2 separate regions of the Mus musculus genome follow, and region 1 is linked to region 2. Evidence: chromatin loops called from intact Hi-C (ENCODE). Cell type or tissue: left cerebral cortex. All regions are shown on one strand. Each heading gives the region's core, and the rest is flanking DNA. Links, peaks and the distances in the headings are about the cores only. Region 1 has its middle 63 kb from the start of Morn1. Region 2 overlaps Morn1 (MORN repeat containing 1).

Region 1 (5,368 bases), core at 156-5,155, 53 kb after region 2:
AGGTTCTGAGATGACACTGGCTTCTTATCCTTGTCTCAGGACATTAGGGGTAGCCACAATATCCAGACAGACACACTGCCTCTTCTGGACAAGTGTATCTGCACCGGTAACTGCTGGTCTTCTGAGAACTGTGGTCGCTGGAACTGGCCCGGCCCTCCATGTGGCCAGGACAGGAACAGGTGCAGATGTTCTCGTCTGCAACCCCTCCTCCACCCAGGGCCCTGCCGCCGAGTGGTCCAAGCACATGAAACTTGAATGCCCAAGAAGAGTTCTAGCGCCAGATCTGGTAATGTGTAACCCCAGCAGTTGAGAGGATCATTGTCCACTCAAGACCAGCTTTGGCGATATAGACGGAGCCTATCTTAAAAGAAGAGTAGAGACTAAATTAAGGATGGAGGAGATAGCTTAGTTGGGAATGCATCTGTCTTGCAAGCAGGAGGACCTGAGTTCATTCTCCAGAGCTCACAGAAAAAATAAAAAGCCCCTGCTGGGCTGTGATGGCGCACACCTTTAATCCCAGCACTCAGGAGGCAGAGGCAGGTAGATCTCTGAGGTTGGCCAGCAGAACAAGTTTGGTCTACAGAACAAGTTCTAAGACAGCCAGGGCTACACAGAGAAGCCCTGTCACAATAAATAAATAAAGAAATAGCCCCCCAAAAGGAAAAGAAATGGCTGCTGTGGTGATACACACTTATAATCCCAGTCAGCTCTGGGAGGTGGGAGTGGGGGGTCTCTGGGGGTCCCTGGCAAGTCAGGCTAGCCCACTTGGCATACTCCAGGCCATTGAGAGATTATGCCTATAAATGAATGAATGAATGAGTAAAATGTGGCATCAGAGGAATAGCACCTGAGGAATGACACTCAAGAATTATCTTACTTCTGCACATATGTATACCTGCACATACATGCACATATGTATACCAACACATACATGCACGTATGTATGTCCATGCATAATGCACTTATGTATAGCCACACATACCTGCACATATATATATATATATATACATGCATCTACCCACACATACATGCACGTGTGTACATGCAGACATATATGCACATATGTATACCCACACACATATGTACAGCCACACATACATGCACACATGTATGCTTATACATACATGCATGTATGTATACCTACACATATAGGCACACATACAAAGTTCAGTGGGGCAGGTCTTGGGTATAATTTGCTTGAGGTAAATCCTATGTGAGGAGATTAGGCGTCCAGCCTAGCCCAGTGCAAGAACTGCAGAGCGCACAGCCTATAACCACAGAAGTGACTGGCCTCCCCCAGCGCACAGGCCATTTAGGCCCCAGGGCCTCACTAGGCAGCAACATGGTCAGGCTGACTTTGGGCAGAACTGAAGCCTGGGAATGCCATCCTGAGGGTCCCTCACTATCCTGGGATTGAGAGGGCTCATTTCAGAAGGTGGCTAGGGGTATAGTTCCCAGGACTCAGGCTTTGCCAGCCAGTAAGCCCCACTCCAGGTTTGCCCATCCCCTGTGGGATCCCCTCTTCTATGATGGTCAGAGCTAGGATGGAGACCCAGCAGGAGCACGTGCCCAGTGGGCAACTTCACCCCAGCTACCCTCTGTCCTGGTCTGGGTACCAAGTTTCCACTGGGAAACTTTAGCTTGTGGCCAAGATGAATGAATACAGGTCTGGCCACAGCTCCCAGAGTGAGGTGGTCTCACTTCTATCCAGAGACCTGGTGCCTAGTACAATAACAACCATAGCTTCTGTCCTGCCTGGGTAGTCCCTCTTCCATGGGTGGGAGGGACTAGGTCATCGGACTCCATGGCTTTGGATCACCAGCACTGCCTGACAGGAACTGTGCAGAGTCAGCCTCTTTGGCTGACACAGGTGAGTATAGCAGCAATCTGTGGACTGCCTGGAGACCTGGTAGGAGAATGACAGAGCCTCTAGGTACCTCCTTTCTGGGAACTAGTAGCCCTCAGATCTCAAGCCACCACTCCAAACATGCTGACCCCACTTGGGAATTGCAGGGGCCAGTGAGAGAAGGAGGTTGGACAAGTTAGAGGGCGCGGACCACCCTCCCCAGCCCAGCCCAGCCCAGCCCAGAAGCTGCAACTCCAGACAAAGCCTTTCTCTCCAGTGCTACCTTCTAACTTCTGACCCCTCCAGGGAGGACACTACCAGTCTGCCTATCACTCACTTAACAGATAAGATACTGAGCATCCAGGCAGGGCACTGTCACGTGTGCTTGTGTGAGATACAAAGATAGACGGGGATGGGAGATAGAAGAGAAGGAAGTTCAAGGAAGGAAGACAGAAGGAAGCAAGGAGACAGGAAGGAGAAAGACTCAAAGGAAGACCTGCCTGCCCCTCAAGGCCCAAGCATCTAGAGGCACCTCAGAGAGCTGGCTCACCAGACCACCTGGGACACATCTGGGGTCAACAGAGGACAGCATGACCAGAACACAGCCTGGAACTAGGCTGGACAGCCTGGTCTGTGCCACCTTCTCCCTGGGCCTGTTTGGCACAGGTGGCCATAGCTCCTCCCAGCTTCTTCCACTGGTCAGGCTGGTCACTCAGGATACTCCCAGGGGAGGCCTCCCCAAGCCCTGTCTACAGCCCGGGCAGGTTGCCTGGTCTTGGTGCCAGGCGGGTGTGAGGCCAGCTGTGCTCTGCCTGGGCCCCTCCCAGCCAGGGCTTCCTGGAGGTTCCAGGACCAAGCCTGCCAGACCGGTTCCTACAGCCTGGCCAGCTCTGCCAGTTCACTGGGAGCCCTTGATCCTGGATAGTGTCAGGGCAGCCCACAGGCCTAGCCCAGTAAAACCACTACGGAGGAGACAATTTTCAGCGGTAGCTGGCAAGCCTGCCCCTTTCTGCTCAGTTTTCCTCAGAGAAGGAACGGCCTCAGACAGGTCCCTCACAGCCAGAGGGAAGGGGAGGTTCCAGTGGAGTTTGGAGGCCAGGTGTGGTAGGGACTGCCCATGGTAGAGGAATTGCTGGTTCTGTGTAGGTCTTCAGGAGCCAGACAAAAGAACGGGACAGCAGAGTGTATGGGCAACCCACACACATACACAGTGGCTCTGTCCAGGCTCCTCTTGGCATAAAATGAAACCTAAGGAGCAGACTGTCTGCCCTGTTGCAATGGCCAGACACTGTTGCCTCTTGTATTTATCCTCACGGCATTGGCAATGGTGCCACTCTCCCACCTTTGTCCTGTAGACAATCAGGACACAGAGGCCTCAGGTTGGCAGCTGGAGCCCCAGTAGAACAGGGAACCTCCCTCCTTTAGTGTGATACAGGCTAGGAGATACAGGAGGGCAGACCCACCCCAGGCTCCTAAACCATGACCTCTGAATCAGGTACTCCATGGAGGAGCCCAAGATCAGAGTTGCAACACTCCCCTCCTGGATGGGGATCCTGGGCTATAGCCCAAGGGCCCAGTGTCTTGGTGTTGGTGTTAGAGTGGGGCTGGACCAATCGAGGGCATCCTGTCCCCGGCTGTCAGCCAGAAATATTCCTAAGATAAATTTCAGGAATCACACCTTAACTCAGCTGCCGACCACACACACTTCTGTCCGAGGACTCAGGACCACCTCCCAGGACCCCGACAAACCTCCCTAGGGACCTCTGCAACTGGAGGCACATCTGCTCCTCCAAGAGTTCCATGATTCATGAGAGAGTTATTTGTGAGGATCAGTTTCCGTGGGGGTAGTCAGGTGCTGAGAAAAAGAAGCCCTGCTTGCAGGCTTGGCCTCGGGCCTCAGAACCTGCTTCTAACAAGTGGTCTCTGGCCCTGGGATGGGGACAGGGACTTGGCTGAGGGCTGGGTAGAGTTCTACACACTCCGATCCCAGTGTGGGGTGTTATGCACACTGATCAGGTGACAGGTGGAACTTCACATTCACCAGTCCCGTGGGGTTTGCCGGGATGGATTCTGGAGGCAGAGGAAACCGCCTGTAGGACTGCAGGTTCCAGGCGCGGGATCCAGTCTTGGGACATTCGCTAGGGCAGCAGTGAAGTGACTAGGGACAGCAGCAGAGAGTTGCTTAAGGCGACCAGATCCCATTTTAGATAACACATAGGCTGCACCCCGTGGCAAGGCCGGTGAGAACCTCCCAAAAAGGGCGCGATCCTTCTATGCAGACCACGAACACATGCTCTGAGGCGGATCCCGAGGACTCTGGCCCCGGTCTCTGGGATCCTACGCCGCAGGAAGTCGGGTTGCGCGTGGGGCGGCGCCGGGCTGGTCCCGCAGGGCCGAGCTCTCTCCTCGCAGCCGGAAGCCCCGGGCCCTGCCCGTCGGAATCCGCGGCAGGCGGGGGAAGGGAAGCGCACGCGGGTAGTAGGGCGAGGCGGAGGCCGCGCGGCCCGTGGGCGGGGCATGCCTTGCAGGACCCGCGGGCCCCAGGCTTCGGGAGCTGCCGGGACTTGGGGTCCAGGAATGATCCCGCAGGCTGGGACTGCGGTCGAACCGCTGGAAGCCCGCGCGGTCGCGCTTCCCCGCAGCAGTCACCTCCGGGGCCAGCTCATCCCCAGGCTAGCAGGAGCCTAGCAGAGCTGCAGACCAGGGTCGCCCCCGCCCGTCGGAAGGAGCGGGAATGTGGGAAGTTGAAGGGCGCGGCGGTTCCAGGGCGTCTCTGTGCCGCGCCCTTCCCTCCTCCTGGAGAAGTGTTGCGGACGGCCGCACGAAGCCAGAAGCCTGTTTGGTGGGTGAACACCGCATTGGAGAGGCCGTGGATCCAACAGGGCTTTCCATCCTTGATGCCCGGGTGGAGGACAACCCCTTGTCTGTCGGACCTTGGGCTGCCAGCTCAGGCCTTAGTGCTTTCTGACCCGAGGCCACCAAGCACTATTAATGGGGGATTCTAGCGGAGCTGCAGTACTCAGCCTTTGGGGGCCTCGGTAACCCAGGCCACAGGGAGAACGTGTGGGTAAGGCCGATGGCGGTCAGCCCCTCAGTACAGCAGATCTTCACCTCCACTACTTGATGGGGGCAACTTCCTCAACAACCACCAGTAACCGCAGTGAAGTGGCTACTGTAGAAACAGGATACTGAGAGAGATGTGGACCACTTGTCCATCCCGAGTAGGCGGCAGCATGAGGTTAGACCCCAAGGTCTTGTTGCAGTGATCCATGAACCTTGGCTCTGGCAGGCAGGGGTCCCATCCACGTGTCCAAGGCCAGAAATGAACACAGCACAAAGGATCTCTACTATGTTCGCCCTGTTGCCCTGCCTGACAGGGGTCAAATTCATCTGGCCCTGGGCCTCTCCCCAAGGGTAGAGAGTGGGCATAAAGTACTGCCCCAGGGCCTGCACCTGCCCATGGTCAGTCTTGTCTCCGATATACAGCCCTTCACATGCACACACAGTGCACACATCTACTCA
Region 2 (5,368 bases), core at 136-5,135:
CCCTGTGCCACAAGGGAAACTGAGGTCTGTCCCAATGCTTGTGCTTGTCCGAATGGGAGATAAGAGAAACCGTGGATTTCATGGGCAAGAGAAAGGACTACACCAATGCTCTTAGTGAGAAATGTGAAGCTATTGGCCAGGAAAACTGTCAAGCTACCAGGAGAGGCGAAAGAAGAAACAGATTACAGTCGGGGCTGTCCTGGGACAGGGCTGGGCCTGGTTCCACCACTCCTGGGCTGATGGCAAGCCAACTCCACCAGGAAGTAAGAGCTTAAGGCCCTGGGATTGGCTTCTTGGCAATTCCAGTTGTCACAGGTGAGGCCCTGAACCCCAAGTGTTGCTGCTTGCTTGACAGTGATGTGAGACCTGCTGGGGGGTTCCAGCAGGAAGGAAGGACAGGTTTAGGCCTCTAGACTCCCGAGAGTCAGACTTCCTCAGCCATTTCTTTCTCGTCGTATCATAGTTAACCAGGATGATGCGATCATATTTTTCCAGATTTCTCAAATGGCAGATTGACAACTGGAAGGAGCTGGCCCCTGGAAGCAGGATGAACCCAGCCCAGTTCATGCAGAACTGGGAAGAAGGGTAGCCACAGAGCTACTGGGGGGAGGGGACTCCTGGAGGAAATTGACCAGATGCTGTGACCTCAGAGAACAAAACCCTACTTCTCCTGAGCCTTCAGCTCCCTCTGCCGACTGCTGACACTGTCCACTGACTAGGGAAAAAGGTTCAGGGGGCCTGGCTCCTTAATGGAAATGGAGTGGTGTATGACAACTCCCACAGAACTATAGGGCCACAGAGAACACTGCATGGGTGCCCAGACCTGTATACACAGGATGCCCAGCCCTGAGTGCAGAACAGAAGAGTTATGCTTGGGTAGATCTCAGCCCACGCCTGAGTACGGTCCCTATAGCTGTGATAAAACATCATCACCAAAAGCAGCTTGGGAAGGAGAGGGCTTTTATCACGTTACACTGCCTGGTAAAGGCCCATCACGGGGAAGTCAGGACAGGAACCCGAGATGGGAACCTGGAAGCAGGAACTAAATCAAAGGCCTTGAGAGAACGCTACTTACTAGCTTGTTCCCCAAGGCTTTGTTCAGCTTTCTTACAGCACCCAGTACCACCAGATGAGGGGTGATACTTCCCACAGTGAGCTGGGCCCTCCCACATCAGTCAGCCATCAGCACTGTCTTCAGGTTAACGCTGTGGCAGTATTTTCTCAGCTAGGATTTGCTCTTTGCCAATGATCCTCTCTTGTGTCAAGTTGACATAAAAACTGTCCCATAGGACTGCTCTGGTCAGGGCTGTTGGGGGTCTGTGTGGACACTGCCCCCTGCTGGCCTAGAATCTGCCTCTGAGCTGTGCCTGAGACAGTCTGCATACCATCTGTACCTGCTGTTGTGACCACTCACCATTCTGGCTCCTCCCCGTCTGGGGGCTCATCCTCAGAAGTCCTGCCTTGACAGCCTGTCCAAAGCAGGATCAATTTCCAGGTGCGATGGGAGAGTACAAGGTAATGAGGACCTAAAGGAGTCACTCACTTCCTGTCTGGCCTGCACACAAGGGTCTTGTTTCCAGGGAAGAAGACCAGGGCTGTCAATCACCTCCTACCTACTAGATACTTCCAAACCTTCCGCTCATGGATTCACACGAACTATCCCACACTTCTGTGAAGGGACTGTTTGCCATATTTTATAAATGGGAAAACGGAGGCCCAAACACGGTTTCCCAGTCCAGAAAGGGGCAGAAGAGCTTGTGGCCTCAACACCCAGGCTTGATCCATATACCTGACCCTCTTTCCCTGGGATTTGGGAAAGGCCTTGCCCCAGTGGGTCCCTCCAGAACCCATCACATCAATGAATGAGCTGCCGTTGACAGCCCAGAAAGATAACATCACCACCACCACTTGGGCAGGAAGAATAATGAAAAGTTTTGCCCAGTTCCCGGAGGTGATTCTGTTCCACATGTCCTCAGACATCCAGTAGGGCTTCTTCACTGCTGGCCACTAACCATCCGTGGCTGGGGTTTGGGGCTCTGCCCAGGCCTTCCTTTCTGCAACCTGAAATTTGTGGTGTGCCTCACTTTCATCTGCACCAGCCTACAGAATGTCCACCAGGGGGCAGTCAAGACCTGCTCACCAGCAGCATGCCCAGCCTTGGATCCTTGTTCCAAGTTTGGCTCTAAGGCAGGCAGCAGGGAGGCCTTGAATGCCTAAGCAGTGCACACAAGACTGCCACACAGGCTAAAACTGCTCAGGTTGCCGTGGCTTCTCCTCCTGAAGTCAGAACCTTGAACTCCACAAGACTCACAAAGGTACCTTCCTCAGGAGTAGGGTTGGGGGTTGTGTATCCTTCAGCTCAATTCTCAATAGCCCAGTTCCCAGCATCCTGTGGCTGGACAGCAGGAGCAGTGTCCAGGGGAGGGGACAAATCGGCCTCTGGCTTAGACGTGCTGACTGCACCAGAAAAACAATAGCATGAGCTGAAGCAGCCACAAAGGAGTGACCAAAGGACAGACGCACATTCGGACAGAAAGGCCGCAAACCAGCCACTTTTTTTTTTTTTTTTTTTAATTTTCATGGGAAGGCTAAAGAACTTTCTTCCTGGATCTTTTGGACACTGAACAGAAAAGGTACCCAGGTCCAAGAGGACAGGTGACGCCATCTGGAAATCAGGACTTAGACACCATGGGTATCCACAACTGCCGGCCTAACACAACTCTTACTGACCTGCGCTGCAGAGGCAGCAAGAGGTCTCACTTGCCGCCCAAGTGAGAGAAGGTAACCCTGGGCTGTCACTCAGCCCTCATTAGCCAAGGGAGGCAGAGTTTCCTGAGGCTTGCTTAGCCAATGACCATCTGCACCGAGCTCTCCCACGCATGGGCCACTACCTGCATGGAGTGGGGACATCAGCCAAGGGAGGCTGTGGGGTGGGAACAGTCATCAAATCTGCTTCCTCCGGGCACCACTGTTCTTTATGTTGCCATCAGTCACACACACAAACCAGAAGTGTACCATCTCGTCCTGTTTTAAGTGTCCAGTTTGGTGGCATTAAATGCTTAAATTACTGTGTGGCCATTACCACCATCGGTCCACAATCTCTTCTATGTAAACAAACAGACTGGCCCGTTTGACCCAGACTTCCCAATCCCTGAGAGCCCTAGCACCCACCCCTCTTTTGTCTCAGTTACTCTGGCTCCTCCGGGGACTCCGTGGATAGACTTGTTCCTTAGTGGCTGGCTGTTCTTGCTGATCGTCGCAGCTTCAAGTCCATGCTCACTGAAACACGTGCAGGAGGCTCCCGATGGCCGAGTGGCACATATGCATACAAGTCCCATTTCCCCTCTTCATGCATTTCAGTGGGCTCTGGGGATAGTGCTCTGAGCATACACGTGCAGGCCTTTGGGTTTGTGGACCCAGCAGTGGAATGGCTACACCATGCAGTAGTTGCATTTTCAATTTTTTTTTGTGTGTGTGGAGCTGCCGCATTTTTCCACAGTGGCTGCATGATTGAAGGAACCAGCAGGGGTTTTTATTTCTGCACCCCCAACCCACACTTATTTTCTGTTTAAAGCTACCATGCTAAGGAATATGAGCTGTTTGGGAGTGGGCAACTGATCGCTGAACTCTGGACACTGCCATTGCTGTCATCACACAGAGCTGGCTTTTGTTCCTGCTTGACATTGCTTCAGTGGCTCTCAGTGCTCTGTCCCTCCCAGCTTGTACTGTCCTGTCACCTCGGGGTATGTGCCTGTTAACCACTAGCAGGGAAACGTCTCACCTTTTCCTTTTGACCCTCGGGCAGATGAGGTGGGTATCTACTAGCTCTTCCGTCCTCAGGTGTCTCTATAGAGCAAGCTCCACCTTCAGAACAGCCCTCATCCCCTAGACCCGCCAGCATTAGCGTCTTGTGTATCCTGAGAAGACTACAGGATGGTCAGCCTTTGTCTGGACAGCTCTGCTTTTCTGATCTTGACCCATCAGATTTCTCCTTCAGCCAATATTCCCATGTTGTGAGGAAGAAATCAGTCCAGACCCTGAGCAGATGTTCTAGGTGGAGTCTGCAGCTCCCAAGGCAGCTGGCGTGGCGGGCATAGTGATATGGTTCCATCTGTGTCTTTGGTGGGCACCTAGAGTGGTACACTGAGCAAGTCGATGTGGTGGAGGCCTCTCCCACAGCAAGGACATGTCTGTCACCTAAAGCTCTGCTTTCCTGAAAATCAACATTTCCCATGTTGGTTTTCCCAGAGGGCAACCTGCTGTCTGGCACACCTGTGCATACATGAAACAGGTGGCTAGCCTTATGGGTTCCTTCGCCTGCTGCAGTTCCCAGCTTCCCCCTGAGCTGGCATGTCTGAAGAGTCCCTGCATGTCAGCAGGCAGATGAAGACGGGCTCTGTGGCTACCTGCTTGCTTCCCATATCACTCGTCTGCCCTCCTTGGGCCAGTAAGGCCCAGAGCAGGATGGAAAGGCCATCGACCCAGGACATGTCTCTGCCACTGAAGATCGACAGAAGAGTGTGGAGCACCCACGTCCAGTGCTGGCCCTTCAGCAGGTCAGCTGCTCCCCACAATGGCCCCCTCCAGGAACCGTCTCAGCAATGGTTACTGCTGCACTAGTCACTGCATCTCCAGGTCCCCACAAAATATTCCTACTGAATACTCTGAAATCCTAGGAAAATAGTCAAGACCAGTCAAATCCAACACCCACAGGCCTACTGTTACTGCGATGCAAGTGAAGCTGCCCGCCATCCCTGCAAGCTGGAATCAAGTCCATAACAGTTGCAAGCCCAGGAGGAGAGCCCAGATAACCCCTCACAGGTGGCATCACCCGAGGGGGGCAGAGGGTGCGAGGCTTAGCCGTGGTCGGTGATAACTGCCTCCTCCACACCATAACACCGTGGAGGCTAACTCAGAAAGGGCCTGACATCTTGGGAGCCCACTCAAAAGCGGCCTGGGGCTTGTTCACCCCAGGAAGTACCAAGATGAGCAAGAGCAAAGAGGTGAACTTCTGGTCAGGATGGACTTGCACCCAAACCCACGTCTATGGCATGGCCACCACAGAGCCTCTATTAATCCAAGTATAGGGAACAAAAGAGCATGGGTTAACTTGGAGATGTGTCCCACAGTGAGGGGGGCCGAGGGCTCCTTTCCTGCAGTGCATCACACTTAGTGTGCTCACCGTCGTGAGTGGGTGCAGCTGTGGCAGAGCAGGGCGGGAGTGAGACTGAGCTTCACTCACTGGGGTCACTGTAGCAGTCACAGAGCAGATGCCTCCCTCTTATCCTGGGTGTCCTTTTACACATACTAGGGTGTTTGCTTGGTTTGGGGTTCACATCTGAGCCCTAAGTGACTCTTCTCTGGTTGG

Evidence for each region. Peaks named below come from ENCODE experiments on the same cell type or tissue, not always from the same donor. Only the 100,000 strongest peaks of a DNase experiment are listed, where the experiment ranks them.
Region 1: a loop joins it to region 2, with 2.1 times the contacts of the local background. A loop is called at or near these places in 4 of 42 quality-filtered maps.

What each region holds. Positions count from the first base shown.
Region 1 is chr4:155,146,434-155,151,801 of GRCm38, forward strand. No RefSeq gene overlaps it. Among named protein-coding and RNA genes, the nearest start is that of Morn1, 63 kb to the left of the region's middle. In left cerebral cortex, for the core only: no CTCF peak of the experiment used is centred there; DNase peaks (open chromatin) are centred at 2,587 and 4,321; H3K4me3 peaks cover 995 bases; H3K27ac peaks cover 1,555 bases.
Region 2 is chr4:155,093,319-155,098,686 of GRCm38, forward strand. All of the region lies in intron 6 of Morn1 (MORN repeat containing 1), which reads left to right. Among named protein-coding and RNA genes, the nearest start is that of Morn1, 9.4 kb to the left of the region's middle. In left cerebral cortex, for the core only: CTCF peaks have their summits at 1,335 (motif pointing left) and 2,101 (motif pointing right); DNase peaks (open chromatin) are centred at 1,332 and 2,136; H3K27ac peaks cover 250 bases.